Regions from separate parts of the Mus musculus genome. Here region 1 is linked to region 2. A link is a loop called in an ENCODE intact Hi-C map of the cell type or tissue named here. Cell type or tissue: gastrocnemius. All regions are shown on one strand. Links, peaks and the distances in the headings refer to the core of each region. The heading gives the core; the rest is flanking DNA.

What was found. Hi-C counts contacts between places; a loop is a spot of excess contacts. Peaks named below come from ENCODE experiments on the same cell type or tissue, not always from the same donor. Only the 100,000 strongest peaks of a DNase experiment are listed, where the experiment ranks them.
Region 1: it touches region 2 in a loop (3.0-fold over the local background); 2 of 42 quality-filtered maps call a loop at or near these places.

Annotation. Positions count from the first base shown.
Region 1 is chr14:59,196,168-59,207,068 of GRCm38, reverse strand. It overlaps Rcbtb1 (regulator of chromosome condensation (RCC1) and BTB (POZ) domain containing protein 1), which reads right to left and starts at 5,841. Exons shown (of 12, transcript NM_027764.2): 1 at 5,485-5,841. In gastrocnemius, for the core only: a CTCF peak has its summit at 5,931; a DNase peak (open chromatin) is centred at 5,874; H3K4me3 peaks cover 1,852 bases; H3K27ac peaks cover 1,690 bases.
Region 2 is chr14:58,065,448-58,076,348 of GRCm38, reverse strand. It overlaps Fgf9 (fibroblast growth factor 9), which reads right to left and starts at 3,663. Exons shown (of 3, transcript NM_013518.4): 1 at 3,017-3,663. The coding sequence starts at 3,293. In gastrocnemius, for the core only: a CTCF peak has its summit at 5,188; DNase peaks (open chromatin) are centred at 4,151, 4,765, 5,112, 5,629 and 4 more places; H3K4me3 peaks cover 4,486 bases; H3K27ac peaks cover 1,714 bases.

The sequences.
Region 1 (10,901 bases), core at 1,941-9,940, 1.1 Mb before region 2:
AGCTGAGTTTGAATGTGGCTAAATTATGAGACACTTTATTTTACAAGGCATTTATTCAAAGGCTGTTAATTTAAGAGTCAATGTAAGAGCCTGCTCAGACATCTCCACAGGTATGGCCCATCACACAAGAAAAAGTACCTTGGCGTAGCAGCAGGGACAGTCTCTGAGAGAGTATGGTGCTTCAGGCCACATCTACTTTCAGCCAGTCAGTGTGGCAAGCTTTTATCTTTTCCGAGCCTTGATTTCTCAAAAATCTGTTCCAGCTCTAAAAGAATGTAATTCATGTTCGAGATGTGAGGAAGATGCTGTGGGGGATTCGTGAGTACATGAGAGTCAGCGCTAACACTGGCCAGTCGGGAAGAAGGCCTGGCTAACAGTATCACTGTTTATCATATAAAGAGCAGTAGGAGTTAGGCTGGTCTAAACAAGAAACACAAGTATTAACAGATTTGCTATCAGCATGGGGTATTGCGTATATAATCATATAAATATACTAATTTACTTTAAGTTTAAGTGTACACACACACACACACACACACACACACAAACACACGGAGGCCAGAGGTCAAGCTCAGGTGTCTTCCTCTGTCTTATTTTCTGAGATTGTCTCTCACTAAACTTGGAATTCACTGACTGGCTAGACCGTCTGGGGCCAGCCTGCAGGATCCCCGCCTCCACCTCTGAGCAACAGGACCAATGACCAACACAATCCCAGTCACAGTCTGCTCCAGGAAATGCTTTCTCAGCAACACAAGTGACGCATTCAGCCCGAATTATCAATTTTTGTTATGTGTTTGGTTTTTTTGGAGACAATAAACAAAGGGAAGAGCAGAGAAAGGTCCAGCAGAAGTAGAAGTTTCACCTTTCACCCACTCAGTCCTTAGCCACTAAGACCAGACCGTGCCTCCTTGCCCATTAGCATTGCAGATCAATAACCCGCTCTCCAGTCCGGCCTTTCCTAGCTATTGTGCTCTCTTCTCTCTCAGAGAGCCTGTGGCGTACAGAGGAAAGATTATTTTATACTCTCAAAGGTAAATTCAGGGAGTATAAACGCAGACCTTCCAAATTTAGAACTGATGGCTAAAGGAGCCATGAGTGAGTCTTCTGAGGCTTCTTAAGACTCTGTTTATTTTACTTTCCCCTAGGAATTAAGATTAAGGTGAGATGGGGACATTTTTATTTTTTGACCTGGCAAAAACCATTCTAAAATGTGCTTACAGAGTTTTTAAAAACGGGAAATCGAGATCAATAGTACAAGAAAGTTTGTTTTTGATTAAACGATAGTCTCAATATTATAGAGCATTAACACTTTCCAGCTGACCTCTAAGTTTATGTCTTTAACAGACCTCAGAGCTCCTCTCCCAGGCTAACCAGAGTGTATCTAGAACAAAGGGACTGATGGCACCAACAGGATTTTCTCCCTCCGAATAGCTCTTCTCCTGACCTGAAAGGAAAAGAAAATAAAGCCAGCCAGTACCAACAATCTAAGCAGTGTTTTGTGGTCGGGGGAGCAGGAAGGAGTCTGTAGCATTCTCTAGCATGAAACGGCCGGGTGGTGAGGGCACAGGACTCCAGAGGCCCACTATCCCCAGCATCTGCTCTGCAGCCACCCTTGTACAGGTGGCCTGAGCTGTGTCTGATGCTGCTGCAGTGTGAGACACATAGGACTTCTAAATTTCAAATTGTGTTTAACTCGCCACTTGAAGATAGATCCCTATTAGGAGCAATGAATGTCTTTTATAAACTGGATGGGATCTGATTTTAGTCGTTGGTTTAAGAAGTGGAGCTGCCTTACAGCTTAGTTCTTTTTGTAGCTCGTGAGCTATGGATAAAGTCTAAGATGCCTCTCACACACACAAAACCAACACAAAATAATAACGTGAACTCAATTAATAGTGTAGCTCACTAATTCCTCCGCAATCACCATAGATACCAATAATGCTTCAGACACTGTAAAGAGCAATGCAATCACGGCCTCTGCCCTCTGAAGGTCAAACGGTCTGACAGGGATTCTTATCCCAAGTGGAAACCTTAAATGCAAAAACCATACTGGACTAAGGAAAAGACGAGACAGCATGCAAGTACACAATTCATGTGACGCAATCATGTGCTAAGTCATAAAATAATGACAATTATATGAAAACTGCTCATCACAGAAAAGCTGTCATGTGGAATTCGAGAGCTCAAATGCTCAGGGTCCTAGTAATAATAAAGTGTAAGTGTTTCCTTAAAAAAAAAAAAAAAGCCACCATATTCTTTCCAGAGCAAGCATCTTTTACTTTCTTCTTTTTATGTCAGCCTTCTGCACACTGGGTTGATGGGAATGTGCTACCCTGTACAGCTCTAAGAGCCCATTTGTGCATAAAAGACTTCAGGATATAGTCATCTTCTCTATTTTTCAGTTCACTGTATCTGTATTCTAGGAAAACTTTCAAATAAAGGGGTCCTAAGGCTTCGGGTAAAGCTTTTTGAGTACAACTTTGTAACTATCATCCATCTGTGTTACAACAAAAGATCCAGAAATCCTTTGGCTTACCACAGAGCCTCTCCTCCCATACCTACTCTGGTGGGCTTCTAGATACCGAGATGCTAACCTTCCTGATTAGCCTGGCAGTACAGTTTGCAGGCCCAGACAAGTCTCTAAGACAGATCAGCCTCAGAGCTTTTAGACTAGGAACACACTTCAGAGCTTCTTCACTCATTCAATGTCAAAAGGGCTACAAATACAGTACAGTTTCAAACATTTGCTGAGACACTAATTCTATCACTGTCCCAACTGCTACCACAACTTACAGAACTGGAAAAAGATAGCATGCCCTGAACTGGGACAAGACTTAAGTCTATAAACACTGCATGCTGTCTTCATCAGACACAGCTAAGGCCACCGGTACAGAGGTCACTGAATATCAGCCTCACAGCTTCATGTGCAGACACCATGACTACTTGCTGTCCTAGAATTTCCCAACCCTGACATGTCGAAGTCATCGTTTAAGAGGAGAATGGAAGGTGCTATAGCTGTCCTTCCTTGAGAGCCAGAAATTATTTGACTTGAAATACAACCTACAGTAATGGCCCCTGGGAGCATTTCTTCAGCCCTGTCACCCAAGGGGCTGCTTTTATATCACTGTCTGTACGTTTCTGGCAATTTTACAACGGAGTATCTGACATTTCATTGTTATAAGAGCTGATACTGAAATCATGTGCTCTGGTTGAGAAACAAACCACCCAAGTGTCTATAGGATTAGCAGGAGAAAACAAATCCTGTGATATGGACTATGACAAAAGATACTTCTCTTTAATTCCAGCACCAAGGAGACAGAGGCAGGAGGACCTGTATGAGTTCAAGGCTAGTACGGCCTACATGGCCAGTTCTAGGCCAGCCAAGGCTACATAGTGAGACCTTGTCCTAAAAACAAAGAAACAAACAAAACAAAACAAAACAAAACAAAAAAGGTAAGACAGAGCCCAGAAGTTAAACACCATTGTCTAGATTCTACAGTCTAGAGGTACATTCTGATCTCAGAATTCTCTCCCCCAGGAAAGAGGTCTTTCTTTCTGTTGTTTTTAAAGCTCTGGTCTGAAGTGGAACAGGAAGCTGCCCAGAGTACTCGTAGGAAAGCTAACCTTTTGTTTGTCCATTTCTAAAGTGACAAACACATTAGAAATGACATTTTGCTTAAGATTCCTTCTCTCATATGTGCTTATGGAAGATCTAACATCTTTTGAAAACCAAGGATTTAAACTATAAGCATGATGCTAACTTCATCAAAGGACAAACCACACAGGGAGAACATGGCACCTTCGTAATTCAAATAATATCACCAAGTGTTAATATCAGTAACATAACCTCATCAGTAATAACCAAAGACATAGAAGGAAGTAAGTTTTATATTTAGTCAGTTACACAGTCTTCACTTTAATTTAGTATATTTCTCTGTGATATAAGATTTAAAAATGTGTCACCAAAGCATGCCACTAGTCAAGTTGACAAGAAGTTTGTGCTCAGGGTTCATTATTGGGACTCTCTGTCCCCACAACTTTTTCTCGTGTATCAAAAAGTTATCCCAGCTAACAGTTGGACACATGAAGTGTTCATGTTCACAAACTACAGACTTTCCTAACATCTTCAGAGGTTTCAGAAAAGACCTTCTCAAATGAACTCCAGTACGTGAGTGTGATAAAGTCTATCTACTACTCCCAGAATACAACAGTAGCCTAGTTATTTGAACTGATATTCAGTATCTAAATTCTAGAATCAAGCAGATTTTGGTAGCTTCAGTGCCCAAACTTTTGCTAGTGGCTTTTTCTTACAATCTGAAATCTTACTGTGGAAACTCTGGAACTCCTCAAATTTCCAAAGTATATAGAACTCACACTCTAAAATATAAGATGTTTTCTCTAGGTGTAAAATTACAGATTATGTACATTCTTCTTTATATTTATTTATATTTTCTAAATTTTTCTTCACTCTTAGCTTGTAAATGTTTTGCTTGTTATCAAGACAGGATTTCTCTGTGTAGCTCTGATGGTCCTGGAACTCGATCTGTAGACTTCTTATAAACCGTATATTGTGGCCTAGATATACTTGAAAACTTGAAATTTTTCGTCTATATTGTGAGCCAAATTACATAGTAGATTAATTAACTGACATGTTAGGAAATCTATTCTAGTTAAAGTCCAGCAGTTTTTATCACATCTCTGGATACATATAAGGTAATGTACTGTCTTAAAATTTTTTAACTATAGATCCTAGTTAAGAAAGAAAATGTATTTCAATGTCTTGTCAGGCCTGTAAACGCATGAAGGCCCAACCTTTGTTTCATATGCTTCCTTTTAAGTACCAAATGCAGAAAGAGCAATTCAATTGCATGACTCTCGGATAAAGACCCCAGACTTCTCACTTTCTGGTACACACAGGCACTCAGTTTAAAACCTTAGAACACAAAATTTAAGCTACGAGCTTCATAGCTTTGGTTTCCTGTATATGTTCTGAGATTCGTAGAACTTAACACTTCGGATCATAAGACTTAAAAATCACAGAAGAAACACTTCAAAGATTAACGCATCACTTCCTCTTCAATAGGCACAAAGAGGGGGAAAGGAAAAAAAAAAAAAAAAACCCGCCCCGAAGTACTGGTATTCACACAATGGAGTAAAACCCAGGCCACAGAAGAAGAGAACCTAAATCCTGTTGTGATTTAAATTGAAGTCAAAATTTAAAAGACACTCTAAACTCCCGTAAGGGTCCCGTAAGCATCATCTCATGCCTGCCAGCATTTCTTGCTTTTGATGCTACGCCCGCTACAGCGCACGCCAGTCTCAGAAACTCCGATTGTTTTGCCCACCACGAGCTTTAATCCTCGTAGCAGTAACGGGGCAGAGGCGAGGGAGACTATGAATGTTTCTAAAAGCAAGCTGTATTGTCTTATAAAACTGCAACCCTCGGCTTCGGCGCTCTGCAGCAGTCAGCCTCCCACCGCTAACCTGCGTGCTCCGGGTTCCTCCCCCGCAGGGCGGACAGCGCAGCTCCTCAGAGGCAGGCCGCGGGCAACGCCACGTACTCGGCTCGCCGCACACCTGGGGGAAGCGCCCGCAAGACGGAATCCGCGGGTGCCCGGTGCGGGGTGCGCGTCGCCGGGGAGTCGCGAACGCGCCTGGTGCGCACGGCCCTCGGGAGGGCGCGGACTCAGCAGCCAGCGGCCGAACAAGGCCCTGTCCGGCTCGCCTGCTCGCTCGCCCGCACCGCCGCCCTGCAGCGCTCTACCTGTCAGGCCGCCCGGCCAGGCCCTGACTCCGCTGCGCCGCCGCCGCCTTAGCCGTAGCCGGCTCCTCCCCCCCAAAACCGGGAGCGAGCACAAGCGCCCGGGCCGCCGGTCACGTGGGCGGGTCGCGTCACGTGACACCGGAGCGCCCCGCGCAGCGCGCGCCCTCTGTCTGCTCAGGTTCCCGCTCGGGTTTGGTTGTAGACCGGGCTGCTGGCGCAGCGCAGGGGCGCCGTAGTGGCTCCCGCGAGGACCGGAAGGCGAAGGCGTCCCAGGATGGCAGCAGAGCGTGGCCTTCCTCCCGCTCCGCCCATCCCAGGCCGCTGGTCTTCAGGACACGTGTCTCTGCCCGGTCCGAGGAAGGCCAGGACGCCTAGGTCAGGAGGGCAGAGGCAAGGCTGCTGAAAGCTCTCTCTCTGCCCAGAACTTTTCTTGTGTTAAGCGGGTACAACTGAGGTCCGGAAGGGAGCGGCCGCTTTGTGCTTTGTGCTTTGTGCGTCTATCAGAAGAAGCTTATCAGTTGTAAAGTCCCCTACCGCCCTAGGCTCTCCCATTTGGCACTAGAGACCAAAGTCTACACTTGGCACCCCAACATTCAAGCTATCTTGTTTAGACTCACCTTTCCCTTTTCAGGTCCCAGCGGTAAATACAAATCCCCTTTGTTTTCTGTTTACCACTAAGCAGATGCGGTCCAAAAACCTTTCTGTCAGCACATAGTAACTACAACGTGCTTCCCCCCTATAGAGAATTCTTGTTTCTCTTGAGTACTTTCGGTGGATTACATTTTTAAATATATATATATATACCTTAAATTGCTGTAGGCCTCTCAGGGTTTGTTCATTCTTTTGCCTTGATCTCAAATGTTCAGAATCACCATTTCCTTTCTCAAAGAAAAAACAGGAGGAAGAGGTTAAAAACAGATTTTACTTAGAAATTATTGCAATATAGAAATTGAGCCCTATTTTATACCCTAATGTTTCTTTCTGTTGTACTAGTCCCTGGGTAAAATCTGTTTTTACCAGTTTAATGACTCTGGCTCTGGTTTTTTTTTTTTTTTTCCTAACATTTCCCAAAATATTCATCGGTCTCTCATCTTTCAAAATTGAGGTCAGACACCATCTATTCTTCTTGCAGACTTAACATCTTCAGTTGTTGTAAAAGTTCATTGAGACAGCCTCAGCTACAACTACTCCTCTAGTTATAATACTACATACTCAAAACAGAAAATTCACAATGCAGGTAAATGTATTACTCTGCATCTAAGAGATTAAGTATCTATTGTTACCTGATCTCACATATTATGAACTCTTCATAACAGGGCTATATGGTCTTACTACAATAACTGAGAACTGACTAGACTCTCACTATCAGCCAATGGAAGAGCAACACCAAAAATATGGAAATTTGGTAGACTTGAGGGAGGATAGAAATGGAAAATTATGGGAACATAGGGAAGAAAGGAGTCCCTTACCACAGAGTCTTTCTGAAGCGTTTTGCAGCTGCAAATAGAGTACAATTAATGTTTGTGCTGAAGGTTGCCTACAGAGAGACAGTATTCCTTTTTTATGGAAATATTTTCTAGTAAGAAGGTTAGAATACCAATGAACTATAAGGTCTGAGTGTATCTGTCCTTAGAACACCACCTTACTTCTATCCCAGATGTTTTGTAGGATTCTTAAATGATAATCTTTCTGTGTGTCTCTGTCTGGTCTCTCTTTTGTCTCTCTCTGTCTCTCTGGTGAGACAGACTGTGTGTGTGTGTGTGTGTGTGTGTGTGTGTGTGTGTGTGTGAGAGAGAGAGAGAGAGAGAGAGAGAGAGAGAGAGGGAGAGACAGCACATGCAAATGTAGATGCATGCAGACTATGTGTGTGTGTGTGTGTGTGTGTGTGTGTGTGTGTGTGTGTACAAGCAAATGTAGATGCAGGCAGATTTCATTCGCAGTGAAATATTAACCTCTGTAAACATTGAAAACATCCACCTTCCCCACACATCCTTGTGATCTAGATCTTGTTTTTTACCTCTCAGCTGTAATTCTATCCACTGTAGCCCCATTTAATCTTCCTTAGGAGCCCTTGGAGATGCAACTTCAGAAGCCACCGACATCCATTATATACAACTATAACAAATTCAAAATATGGTGGGGATTAAAACAAGAAAAAAAGCATTATGATTAACATGAAAGAAGCCAGTTAGCAAAAGGCCTGGAAATCCCTCCCAGAAGCTGCAGGAAACAAAATGGAGCGTGCTGGAGAAAAGCCTTTGGGATGGCCTTCTGAGTGTGGGAGAAGGGTGAAGCTGTTTACATAACCTATGAGGGTCATGCTGTTGAGAACTGAGGGTGTTAGAGGACCAGCCCTGTCCCACCTCTCTAGATCCCTCCCTTTCTGAGGAGAGCCTTTCTCCTCTGTAATAGAACCTCTATTTCTATCATGTTTCTTCATTCTGTGTTATTTTGTTCTAGGAAACAGTAATGTGGAATTTGGGCAGGTGCCCCCAGACTCAGAGCCCCATCTGACAAAGATAATAACACGTTCTCTCTTGAGAAGCAGACACCCATGTGCTTGGCAGGACACTTCCATCTGTTCCAGCACTTCTTCATTAACCTTATGCTTAAATCTGTGTTAAAATCTCTTAAATGCCAGCTCTACCTCTTTGTAATTGAAGTTTTTAAGAATTTCATGCATAAGTATTGTATCTACATTATTTGTGCCCCTCCTCTTTCTGCCCTCTAGCTCCTCCCATGTTCCCCAGATTGCCTCTCAAATTATTGACTCTCTTCCCTCCTTCCCAACCCCCATCTTTGTATGAGCACTTGCAAATGTGCAGGCAGGTAGATGTCTTCGCACAACTGTGAAGGTCAGAGGACAGCTTGTAGTAATCAGTTTTTCCCTTTCACGATGTGGATACTGGGTATCAACCTCAGGCCATCAGACTTGGCAGCAGGACCCTTTACTGCTGAACATTTCAATGGTCTGTAAATCAGCTTTACCATCAACTATCCTTACACTGGCACAGCAGATTCAGGAACAGAGATGGCATAGCTATGAAGAGGATAGCCACACATGGACCTACTTCGTGATCTCTTACTCACCGATGTTAATCTAACAACTGCAAACTGCCACCAGCAGAGACCATTGCCAAGATTCTACGTAATATAAAGTGGGGAGGTAACACTTGAAAATAGCAACCAGCAAGATGGTGGCAAATTGATCATATTGGGCTCTTTACACTCAGGAGAGGGAAGCCATTTATTTTAGTAGGATAGGTGAGTATTTTTTTATGTTTGTTACTTCAGGATCTCAGCCAATAATACTATATTTAATTTTAAATTTTATTATTGTTCTGTATGTACACACACACACACACACACACACACACACCAGTCTATGTTTAGAGGTCAGAGGAAAACTTTGAAGAGCTAGCCCTCTTTCAACTAAGGGACCCAGGGATTGTGTTCACTTCATTAGGCTTGAACAATGTCATCAGTTTATGTTCTATTTGATTCACCAGTTTGATTCCACCTATCATTGCATCAGAACAAAGAACCTACTTAACAGCAAATGAGACAGCCTTGCTCACATTTCTACAGAAGCTAATGGACTGGTCACATGGTACACTACCTGGAATCCACTGACCTCATTAGCAACAAAGCAGCCAGCTGACAGCATGACAGAAGAGCCAGCTTGTAATGATCACCTGTGTTGGGTGACAGAGGTGGTCTAAACATTGACCATTGTATGGGGTTGTACCACCCCTCCCAAAGGAGCACACTGTGCAATGAGAGCACAAAAGCATGAAAGTGGTGATACCCCTACTTTCCACCAACCCCCATGCCCACTTGGGCACTTTAATCACATCTATAAAGCCACTGGTTCAAGGGTCTTCATATTCAATTGGGGATCATTTCAAAAGGGAATGCAGCAAGGGTCCTCATTAAAGGGTCCTCATTAATTGAAGCTATACCACTATTCAGACACTTAGAGTCCTTCATGCTAAGGACCAATTCCAGAGCCTGCCAGTCAATCAACACAGGAACTGAGAGACTGAGGATGATTACAGGAAAGGCAGAAAGAAGATACAAGAGACAGATATGGGGAAGGCTGCTGGTCAATACCATGCCAGCAACGAGTGTATTTTCTCAGTGTCTTATAAAAACAAGCAACTGAAAGTATAACCAATTCCAGGAAGTTTAACAATGACCACAAATGCTTACATGGTGCATTTATGTTACATAGTATCTATGTTTGATTAAGCCCATTTCCTTGAGGCTTGGATAATCTTTCAAGGACATATGTGTAAGTAGAGGAACTTAGCAGGCTATATAACACATGTCTTAACTAAAAACAAAAACAGTTGTCAGCAGACTCATTTATGATTAATCACGAGCAAGTAGTCAGCCAAAGTTAACTCTGGATGTGTTCCCTACATGTCCCCCTTTTATTTCTATACAAGCCAAAGCTATCTCAGCTACTGGCAGAGAAAGACTGTGCCTGTCTTAGGCATCCTCCTCAAGAGGTGAGGACCTTACTCATCATTGGTACATGAATCCTAGCATTCATGCCCTGTCTTAGGTTGATCCACCTCTGAGAGACTTACCCATCTTTTTTTATCAGTAAGAGGCACACACTTTATCAGTTGCAGAAAGTTGTGCCTGTCTTAGGTTGCCATCTTGAAAACGTAGCTCTTACCCATCATTGGCATGCAAATAATCTTGTATTCATAGCCTGTCTTAGGTTGAGAAGGTTTTCAAGACAATCTTACCAACTTCTGCTAGGGAAGACATTGCAGCTTGAATTTGTGTAACTTTGCTTTGACATCTGCAAGAGCTGTGATGATTCCTCTCAAAAGAACAGGTAATAGACATGCCATAAAAAGGACCATAGAGCCAAGTCTTGCTATGTCCAATAAGAGAGATGTAAACAAGTATAATGAAGGAAACTCAGCCTGTAAATTTTTAGAATATCATTTGCAATGCTGGCAGCATCAAAAGACAAAGGCTTTGCATTTTGTAATCTTACAACCTTCTTTGGCAGGGCTAATAAATCTAAAAGAATATTAGTATTGTGCCATGTACCTCAAAGGTGCCTTTTTACTCTGGTCCAATTATGCTGACTCTCATTATATATTTTGAAGTCATA
Region 2 (10,901 bases), core at 1,881-9,880:
AGCGGGAGACCGCGGCACTGCTGTCACCCCGGGGGCCCGCTTCTCACTGCAACCGGATGAAAGACTTAAATAACCCTCCTTCCCCACCCCCACTGCGCACAGCCGCCCACTCAGCTCCATCCGAACGAGGGTGAGTGGCACCGCCAAGAACCAGGCGCGCCCTTCCCCCCGCGGCAGACACCGGGCCGACCTGCTATACTTGCACTGGGGGGTCCCCAGCATGGGCCGGGGCTTCCGCTTCCCTCCTACCAACACCCCCCCCCCCCACACACACACACACACACACTGTGCGGAACCAGAAAGTAGAGATGTCACTTCCTTGGCGACACATTCTCCAACCTCTAGGATCGGGGCGGGGTGAGGAGGTTGGGGCTTTTTGTTTGATAGTCTGGGTTCTGCGGCGGGCGGTACCTGCAGTCCTTCTTCGCTGACCCCTGAACGCGCGCGCTCCCCGCCCTTGCATCCTAGCACAGATACTCAGTATCTGATGTATCAAGTGCGCGTGGCAAACGTCCTATCTTAAAGGTGACTACTGCATTTTTAAAAAGAAAGAAAGAAAAGCTGGGAGGTGGGGGCGAAGGTACGTGGAGGGGTCCGAAGTGTGAGGGCTATCCAGTGACCTGGGCCCAGTTCTGAAGCACCCCGGGTTGGGACCGGGAAATGCACACAATAAAGGTGGCTTTGGCTGGCCGCAGCGCCCCTGCAGCCCTGCGCTCCGAGTGCAGCCGGCCTTCTGCTCCTGTGAGACTAGATCCGGATGCCTTCCCTAGGCTAGTGGTTAACAATAGCATGCCACCCCCTGCACCGCCTGCGAGGCCCTTTGTCACCCCCACCCCCACCCCTGCTACTGTGGCCTCGCCTGGCCAGGGGCCCCCGACCCACCTCCCAGACCCAGCGGAGCCCTAGGACTCTCCCAAACCCTGCTGCGCGCTTCAGAAAGAAGGGGGTGACCCTGCGTGAGACCGCAAAGCTCAGTTCCAACCTCCAGTCTGTCCTCGTCCCCGCCACCAACTCTCCGGCTGCGGTGCGCACCTCCAGCGGTTCCCACACCGCACACCACCACCGCGCTTCCTCGGGCGGCGGCTGTCAGCGCCACCAGACCCGCACTCACACACAAAGAGAAAGCAAGGGGACTGGACAGGGGCAAAAAAGAAAAGTCGGACACCCGACACGCGACCAGAAAGGTGTCGGTCCCTGTCCTCCCTCCCCTGAACCCCAGCGGTCCCCGCAGTACGGAGGGGCGCACAGGAGCACCGTGGAAAGGGAGTTAGAACCCGAGCGCTCTTAGGACCGCGCGGAACGAGAGCGACGCGGGGCCGGGGGCTGAGCCCGCACCTGCCGGCCCGGAGCGCGGGAGGACCGGGCTCCAGCTGCCCCGGGCATCAAGCGGGCTGCCCGGGCATCAAGCTGGCTGCCCTGAACCCTAGGACACTCGATCCCCGCCGCCACCGGCCTCCCGCTGCTTGGCTTGCTCCAGAAACCCGGCTCCGTAGCAGTCCTTAAGGTGGCCAACTAGACAAGCACTCCAGTAAAGTTTAGTCTTCCCTAGCGACAGGCAGGCAGCAGCGGCGTTTACTTACGGGGTGGTGGGAAGATAGTTAGGTTAATCAGGTTAGCATTCGAAGGAATAATCGCAGCAATGAGCTACACTTTCTGTTTTTAAGCAGCGAGGGGGACACAAGTCAAGTGGGGAAAATTGACTGGGTTCACTTTTGAGCCCAGCCTCAGTAGTGAGCCAAGGGGGAAACCCTGGGCCTCAAGAATCTAGACTATCTTCATCCAGGCCTGGACCCTCCTCACCTCCCGGCAACATCCACAGACCATGAAGCTAAACACCTAGTTTAGATTTCGTTCAACATCTGGCATTAAGGCATGAGGAAGAAAAATCACCACAGGACTTGGTTTTACGACCTAGTCTAAGTGTTGTCAGGTGGGTTCACTCAGGAGTTAACTCCTTCCAACAGTCTGGTTGCCCAAACTGTGGATTTATTTTTTCTTTTTTTTAAATAAGGGGAAAAACCTAGATTCCACACACCCCGCCCCCGCCCCAACGCCAGGCAGAACTGTGTTCGCTGACTTAGCACTGCACCACTGAAGGTGCCCCGCCAGGCACGTGTGTGGAGGCACGAAAGTGGGCAGAGTCCCCACCTGAGTCTGCAGCCTTCGGTGCTGAGTCACAAGTACCCTGCTCGGAACGTGAAATCTTCGGAATGCCCTTTAAAATGAGCCTGCAGCTTTTGCAAGCGCACGCAAACACTCACACCAGAAAGCCACTCAGGAAACCCACACAAGGCTACACGCTGTGGAAATTAAAAAGCGGAGGTTGGGAACCAACGGATGGAAGAGCCGGCACCCCTAGTGGGATTTCCGCCCCCACTCGGGTCAGTTTCCCCAGGGGCTTCTGCCCCGGATGTTTCGGATCTAAAACACGACTTCAGTGCTTCCCCCAGATCACCCAGCAATCTTTGCCTGAGAGATTTCAGACCAGCCACCGGGAATAAACGACACGCTTAATTTACAATTCAGGCAGAATGCTTATTAGAGGAAAAGGGAAGGGAGAAAAAAAAACTTAATTTGAGCAAGATACCAGCTACCTACAGGAAACTGGATGCAGTTTAAAGTTCTTAGTGGTTAAAGCTTTAAACTAATGGAAATGGGTCCGTTTAAAAAGAAACTTCTTAAACCTTATCGTCTCACATATCAAATGAAAAAACTTGGGCTTTGGGTTATATTCATACTCACACTCACACACCCTCCTTTAAGAAAAATAAAGAAGAAGAAAAAGAAAAGAAGGGCCTTCTGAGGGTGAAGTTGCACCAATGCCAGACGCAGATCTGCAATTCCGGAGGCTTTTTCCCCTCCCTGGGCTGGCAAGATACTCAAAGATGTGGGGGGCAGGGGTTATGAATATGAGAATATAGCCCTTCGAGCATCCCCGCCTAACCACCACCTTTCTGGTAGTTAATAATCTGACCGTGTCAGCGCGTGGACAGTGAGGGGTTAAAGGCATACCTACCGAAGCGGCTGTGGTCTTTCCTGGTTCCCTGGATAGTACCGTTGGGGAAGATCTCTAAATGAAATCCAGTCCTGCAGTACAGCTGCCTCCGCCTGAGAATCCCCTTTAAATGATCCAAGTCCGTGACTGCGGGGCCCCGGGGCAGCCCCCCTGCTTCGGACTGACCCAGGTGGTCACTTAGCAACACCGGACTGTCCACCGGCAACACCGGTACGTTCCCGAACGGTACCGCGTCCTGCACACCGAAATAGCTCCCAACTTCACCTAAGGGAGCCATCAGAGGACTCGGCTTTTAAGCACAAGAATAAACAATAATGATGGTATCAACCAGGAGACACTAGGCGAGGTATATCCAACTCCCCTCCCTTGCCGCAGTTGCAGACAGAGAGGGAAAAAGGGTTCTTTTCTTCAATCCATCCGATGCATAAATAAAAGTAATCGGCTGTTTCTCTGGCACAGGTTCAAGGTCAAACCACTGATAGTCTAAGAAGCCACCACTTTATACTCACACACTGACATTGATCAACACAGCTATGCATCGCTACATATGGAGCCTCGACTCTCAGCAGGCAGAAAGGTCTTCATCCCATCCGACCGTAATAAGGGAAAAAAATCCGTAGTTTCTCCATTTGCTTAGAGATCAGAATGACCATAGCAACGTAAGTGCCTGGGCGATATTACAGGGATTTTTAAGATGCTCGGGCTACGTCAGAATTTACGGATCCTGACTCCAGAAAGGCATGCGCTGTTTTTACTCTCTAACCGACTCTGCAGACATCAGCATGAATCCTTCAAGGGGAAAAAAAAAATCTCACGTTGGCGGCGGCGACAAATCTCTCCTCCCAGTCCCTCCTCCAAAAAATAAAGATAATATAACAAAAAGAAGGGGGAAAAAACTTTCGGCGTCCAAAGCTAGTATCCAGAACGCTGCAGAGGCTCTGCGGAGGTCCAGCGGCTTGCAGTGAGGCGAGCGGCAAGCGGCGGGCGAGGACCGCGTCCCGGAGCTCGCGTGCTGCCCGGGCTGCCGCGAACAGGTGTCGCCGCGCGGGCCGCGCAGCGCCGTGGCCGCGGAGCGCTCCTCCTGCGCAGCCCCCGCCGGCGCGCAGAGTGGCGCAGGCGGCGGCATTGGGCCGGGTTTAAGGTAGCGCGGCGGCCGCCCCGCTCCGCCCGGTCCTAGCGCCCGCCCTGACGCTCGAGCCGCTCTGCCGCAGGCCGGGCACAGGCGGGCAGAGCGCGGGACTTCTCCGGGAGGACGACCTAGGAAACCCGGCTTTAGAGACGCCGGAGACGCGGTGCCAGAGACGGGAAGCAGCAGCCCGAAGACATTCGGCCACAAGAAATCTAGCTTGCTAGAGACGCAGGGTCAGAGGGGAACTGAGAAAGCAGTTTTCGCGCGGACTCTGTAACCTTGCGTCGCATTATAAAATAGACTGGGAGGGAAGGGTTGGTGTAGGGAGCTTGGTTGGACAGGGCAGTTTCTCTTTCATTCTACAGCCAGACTTACAGACGCGCAAACAATATTGCAGGTAAGACAGTTGGGTGTGAGTCAGATTCTTCTCTCTCTCTCTCCCTCTCTCTCACTCTCTCTCTCTCTCTCTCCCTCACACACACACACACACACACACACACACACACACACACACACACACAAAACACACACACTGGTGGGCCCACACTCGGGTTTGTTAAGGGAATTCTGGTTCGCATCTTTGAGTTGTTCGGGTCCTGCCTCCCCCCAGGTTCCCGCGGCTAGGAGCAAAGGGCACCCAGGGCGCCTGAAAACAGCCCCTGTCCTTGAGTTCGACTCACGCCCCAGATCTGAGTGTGCGTCTTCAGGGAGAAGGTTCCAATGAGTTCTCTCTCGCCCCCAAACAAAGCTACTCAGGACGGGCTTTGCCACCTTGAGCTCTACTTTGCCTGGAAGTGAAAGGCTCGAGTTCCAGGGTTGCTCCATGGCCCGAAGCTCTCTGCATAGCCTAAGAGCCAGACAGGAGCCGCCGGCTGGGCACGGGCGCTGTTCGCTGCTCAGGGCTCGCTCGCTGCCGCGGGTGACTTGGAAGCCGGAGCTCTGGTCCCGGGCCAGGGCTTTTGCTCGAGGCCAGCAGCCTTTGAGCCCAGCCCCATGCAGGGACAAAGAAACGCACTGCCCAGGGCAGCCAGGGGCAGGGGCCGCCGGTGGCGCTGTACGCGCCCAGCCACCAGCCAGCACCCCGATCCGCTGAGCGCGGCGTCCCCAACACAAGCACTGTCTCCGCAGCCCGCCCGAAGGCCTGGTCGTCGCCCCCCCCCGCCCCCCCCCCCCCACGCTCCTCTTTGTTCACATTGTCTTAGACTCTCGGGTCAAGATGGTGAAAGTTGCTAAGACTTGAGCGCAGCTCCCGACGGCGTGCGAGAGGGAAGCAAAGTCCAAAGACCAGAGCCCTGCAGTAGAGAAGCAAATAAAAGGCTTTTTTCTGGGGGAGAAGTCAGCCTATGGCGGCGAAGCCCTGGGGCTGGCCCTACTCCGACCAGAGGGTTTCGCCCCAAAGACGGAGGAAGCAATGAATTTGCAGATTTCGCTGGCGTTGGAGGTGCCCATCCCTGGAGCGACCTTCCCCTGCCCCCGGGATTAGAAAGCGTGCTCCCGCAAGGCCCCAAGGGAAAAGAGTGGGGCCAGGTGACCCTCCCCTCTGTCCACTCCCACACCTCTTTGCCGCAGTCTGGGGTCATCGGGAGTCCGGGCACTGGCTTCTTGAGTCTGGCTTACAAGTTTCCACTGCAGAAGAACCCTGCTGTGTGGTATTTACAGCAGTCTCATCCACGGTGTTAGAGAGCAGGCTGTAACGCTAACTGCCTAGTGGCAGATACAAGAAACTGGGAGGAAGTGACACTTCTCATAAACCATTAGAGTAGCTCGCATTAATCACCCCAAGTCGCCAAGGGCCGTGGATTAAGCAGGGGCGCTGCCTTTGTACCCTTTGGGTACAAAGTGCCAGGTTGATTTTTTTTTTTTTTTTTTTTTAATGGTAGAAGCGATCGAGAGAATGAAATGCAGACAGGAAGGCACTTTGTAAAAGGATGGAGAACAGGGCGCAGACATTTCCTCCAAGGCAGTTTTTCCACCAACTGTCTCCAACCAAGTCTTTTCGGTCTGAATTTAGCCTCTTAGCCTATGAGCAGAGATCATTTCCGCCTTTGAGTCTTGAAGCATCCTGTCCCTTTAAAAGTGATGCAGCAGTAGGAGAGAGTAAAGTAGCTGACCCAGCACTTTTGTTGGTAGAAACTGCAAGCAGCCCTTCGCATCTCATTCCCACTACAGTTAGTTTAGCTCCTTTCATCTGCATCCCTAACTCTGCCTGCAAGCTGCTTTCCTGACTCCCTGCCTCTTTGCTTGCCCATCAGGTTTCTTTGCTACTTACATTTGGTCCTTTCCCTACACAGTGATAGAAACGATGACCTTGCTGTTTCCCTGACCTTATAACGTTTCTTTCCAAGCAGTCAACGGGCTCCCATGGCAAAAGGTTTCAGGATTACTTCAGAGCTATACCATAACTACAGACTCCCCACATTCAGCTTGTAGGATGTTTTTACCAATACTCTTCAATGACTTACAACAAGATGGTGGCTTTGCTTTCTAGACACACATGGTACAACTAACTAACTGGCTTCATTACACCTGCCTGGATGACTGACTTTAAGAGAAAAAAAAAAATGCACATGAAGCAGGCATAGACAATAGACGCTCAAGCCAGCTGCCCTCGCCATATCCTTCCTCTTTGTATAGCCCTTAGTGCATTTCTGCACATTGGGGTATTCAGTAGATTCTAGTGGATCCCAATCCCCAAATTCTCTAATGCTGTCTCTCCTCCAATGCCTTAATCCTCTCGTTTCTCATTTTCCCCCTTTACCTGTGTTTTCTATCAGGATATCATTTGTCTTTTCTGCTATCACGTTAGTGCATGGACCCAGTCTGGGATAAACAATGGGATGTCAGGGAGCCTATAACAAGGAATAAATGCCCCAAGCATCCACAGATCTGCATCATGGCATCCAACATTCTACCTATGCTCACTGTGGTAAACAATGTTCCCCCCACTTCGTGGGTCCCCATGAGTTGCTGTGCACCCTGGCTTAGATACACATATATAAACATGACCATAAGTCTTCCACACATTTGAAGCAGCCATTAGTTCTCTTCACCTGCCCTTCTTTTGTCCATTAATTGGTGTGTCCTTTGTACATATGTACACTCGAGCGCGCGCGCGGGCGCGCGCGCACACACACACACACACACACACACACAACCAATCAGCACAGAATCCTTCCATTCCCTTCCAGTAACAATGGCTGTGTAACCAGGTCACAGCCCTCCATTTTCTATTCCCTCCATTCTCCCAACCCCACCCATACCCTTCAAGCTACTAATGGCACTGGGTGAAAGGGGAATGGTTTGGGTTCCCAGGCTGACCTCATGGAAAAGTTTCAACTTGGTAGGCATGGAACCATTGCAGGGAGGCCTGGCTTGCTTCCAGAGCTGCAGACATTCCAAATACTTTTGTGCTTTAGCCATTTTATTCTCAAAACTGACTTCGTGGTTACTCTCAAAACTGATTTCATGATGTGAATGCTATTTTGTTGCATTTTTCCAATGAGAAGATTGTGGTTTGTGAAGACTAAGTAACACACCCATCACCCCATTGCTAACAAATGGTGAAGTCAAGTTCGTACACCTCAGAGCTACATGGCACAACAATGCCATGTATTATAAGAGACACACTCTTGCAGAACATTTGATGGCACATACCTATACTCCAGCCCTCAGGAAGCTGAGGCTGGGCATTGAAAGTTCAAAGCCACCCTGTCCTATACAGCAAAACCTACCTCAAAAACAACCAAAAGTAATCTGGCAAGTGTGTTTTTACCAAATAAATATTCATGAGTAAATAATTAGCACATGTACTTAACAGCCTGTGGTTCTGAGTATGTAACACAGTTAGATACATTCTATAGACCCCAGGTAGGGAAAGGACAAAAAAATAAAAGAGCACAAGAAGCATATGAAGAAAGGTTTTTAAATCTCCCTATAGACACAAAACATTTTTGAACAAATTAAAAGATATAAATAATATTTCTAAATAGAAACAATCTCAATTTTGAAAATATATAATCCTTCCTAGAGTAATTTAAAAGCTTAGCATGATTACGGTAAGAGTAGTATCAAATTCTCTTATTAGCTACATTGATGCTAAAGATAATCTAAAAGAAAATTCACTTTACACATTTTTTACCAAGAAAAATTGAGAGATTAACTGACTATAACTATAAGTACCCTACAATAATTTCAAATATCTTTAAATTCCAGTAGATAAAACAGAATTATAATATAAATAACCAGATAGGACAACAATAGTCTACACATTTTTTAATCTGAGTACATAGTTGAATTTAATATAAGATAACTAATAAGGAAAATAAACTAGTGAGTTCTGAGGGAAGGGAAGGGGGAAGACGTGAGTTTTCCTTCACACTTGAAATGAGGTCAGAGCTCAAGTGGCGCTCAAGTGTAAATTTAAATTGTCACAAGTGCTAAAGGAAACAATGGAGACCTTCCTTTACACTCTGAATGGTAAAAGCCTTTCTAATTGCAATCCAGAGTTCAAATGCCTGAAAAAAAGAATGTTGAAAAATGCAACCACACACACACACACACACACACACACACACACACACACACAAGTAGCTGCAGAGGAGGAAACAAAATTCAAAAGAATGAAAGGTAAAATAAAATAAACTTTGTATATCAAGTTGAAGACTAATTTTCCTGTCTATGAGCAGCCTGTAATTGATTAGGGAACACACAGCCTCTGCTGGACATGGTGGCACATGACTGGAATCCCAGCACTGGGGAAGTGGAGGCAGGGGGTCAGGAGTTCAAGGCCAAACATAGCCAGTTCAAGACCAGCTGGCTAGAGGAGACCCTTTTTCTTTTTCTTTTTCTTTTCCTTTTTCTTTTTCTTTTTCTTTTTCTCTTTTTAAAGCTTTATTTATTATTATATGTAAGTATACTGTAGCTGTCCTCAGATGCACCAGAAGAGGGCATCAGATCTCATTACAGATAGTTGTGAGCCACCATGTGGTTGCTGGGATTTGAACTCAGGACGTTCAGAAGAGCGTGTTCTTAACCACTGAGCCATCTCTCCAGCCCCAAGAGACCCTTTTTCAAAAACCTAAATTATAATAGAAATGGCGATGATGATGATAGTGATGATGATGATGATGGTGATGCTGCTGATAGTGATTAAAATAATAATAACAACAATAATGGTCTGATGTCTAGTCTGATATGTGAGCCTGGACATCATCACTCCTGTCCACAAAGAAAAAAAGCTGAACAGACTGAAAAATCAAGAACTCATCTTGAATACTTAGAGAATTGAGGTCATGAGGCAAATTGCTGGAGAGCCAGGCAGACATCAAGTCACTGCTTCCAAAGCAGAGGAGAGCGGCAGCAGCCACACCTGGAGCCCAGTGAGTACCGTTACTTCAAGTTATAATTTCTGAAGGTTCGGTGTGCGTAAGTGTGAGAGTTTAAAAAAAATCCCAGGGGCACACTCTCAGAGGACCCTCCCCCCTTTCCTGTAACTCAGATGACCCTCCCCCCTTCCCCAAGTTTATTTCCAGAAGTTTTCTCAGGTTCCCACTGTGAAGACCTGAAAAAGAATCCCTCCTACTTGCTTTGGAAGAGAGAGTACCGTTTTGGAATACACTCAGAGCTCCATTTTCCTGATCCCAAGGAAACTGTTTTTACCCCCAGCCTGTCTAAGTGGGAGGAGAGATACCCAACTCCAACATCTCCTGCCTTCAAAATGCCACTGATTAACAGACCAACCTAACCATAGTAATGCTTAGCGCATCCCTCCTCCATACCTGCCATGGTTGTCATTATCAATTTGACACAATCCAGAATCACCTGTGAAGGAGTCTTGATGAAGGATTATCTACATTCAATTAGCATGTGGGGTTGTCCTGATTAGGTTAATTCTTGTGGGAAAGCCCAGACTAAAAGAGGGAGACACTGTTCCCCGTGTTTGGGTCCCAAACTGCACAAAAGAGAGACTATCAACTGAGCATGGACGTGTTTGCATCCTCTCTACACTAGATACTCTCTCTCTCTCTCTCTCTCTCTCTCTCTCTCTCTCTCTCTCTTTCTTTGTGTGTGTGTGTGTGTGTGTGTGTGTGTGTGTGTGTGTGTGTGTGTGCATGTGTGTGTAGTTGCTTTATGTTCCTGCTGCCCTGGCTTCTTTGCTATGATGGACTGTGACCTGGAATTGTGAACTAAATAAACCCTTTCTCTGCTAAGTTGCTTTTGTCAGAGTATTTAATCACAGCAACAGAAACAAAACTAAGGCCCTGCTTTTCTGCAGGGGTAAAAACACTGAAAAGTACTGGAGAGGAAAGGACGGCAAGATTTAGGTCTTATATTAAATGATTTCTAGCTGAGGCATATTAATAATGTTTAAAACATAAAAAAGGCAGCCCACCGTCTGCATGATGCAGTTACATCACTTCTCAACCCCAGCAAATGCTAAGCAGTGTTCAATAACGACCGTGGAGTCTGGAGCTGGTTAGACTAGCAGTTTTGCCCTTCCCAGTACATCCTTCCAGTAGTTAACCTCAAAGAAAAGTCTTCATCCTTGTTTCCTCCATTCTCAGTTTTCCCCAACTTAAGCTTAATCTCCACTCAGGCTCCACTGGAATATCTTATTGGTATCTGCTTCATTTGTCTCCAACTCTGTGTGTTATATTAGCGCTGTTAATGAGGTCCAAAAGCTTAACAACACTTCTGTCTAGATGTGAAATGTCCTCATAAACAGGGACTTGCTTACCAGAAGGAAGGAAGTGCTGC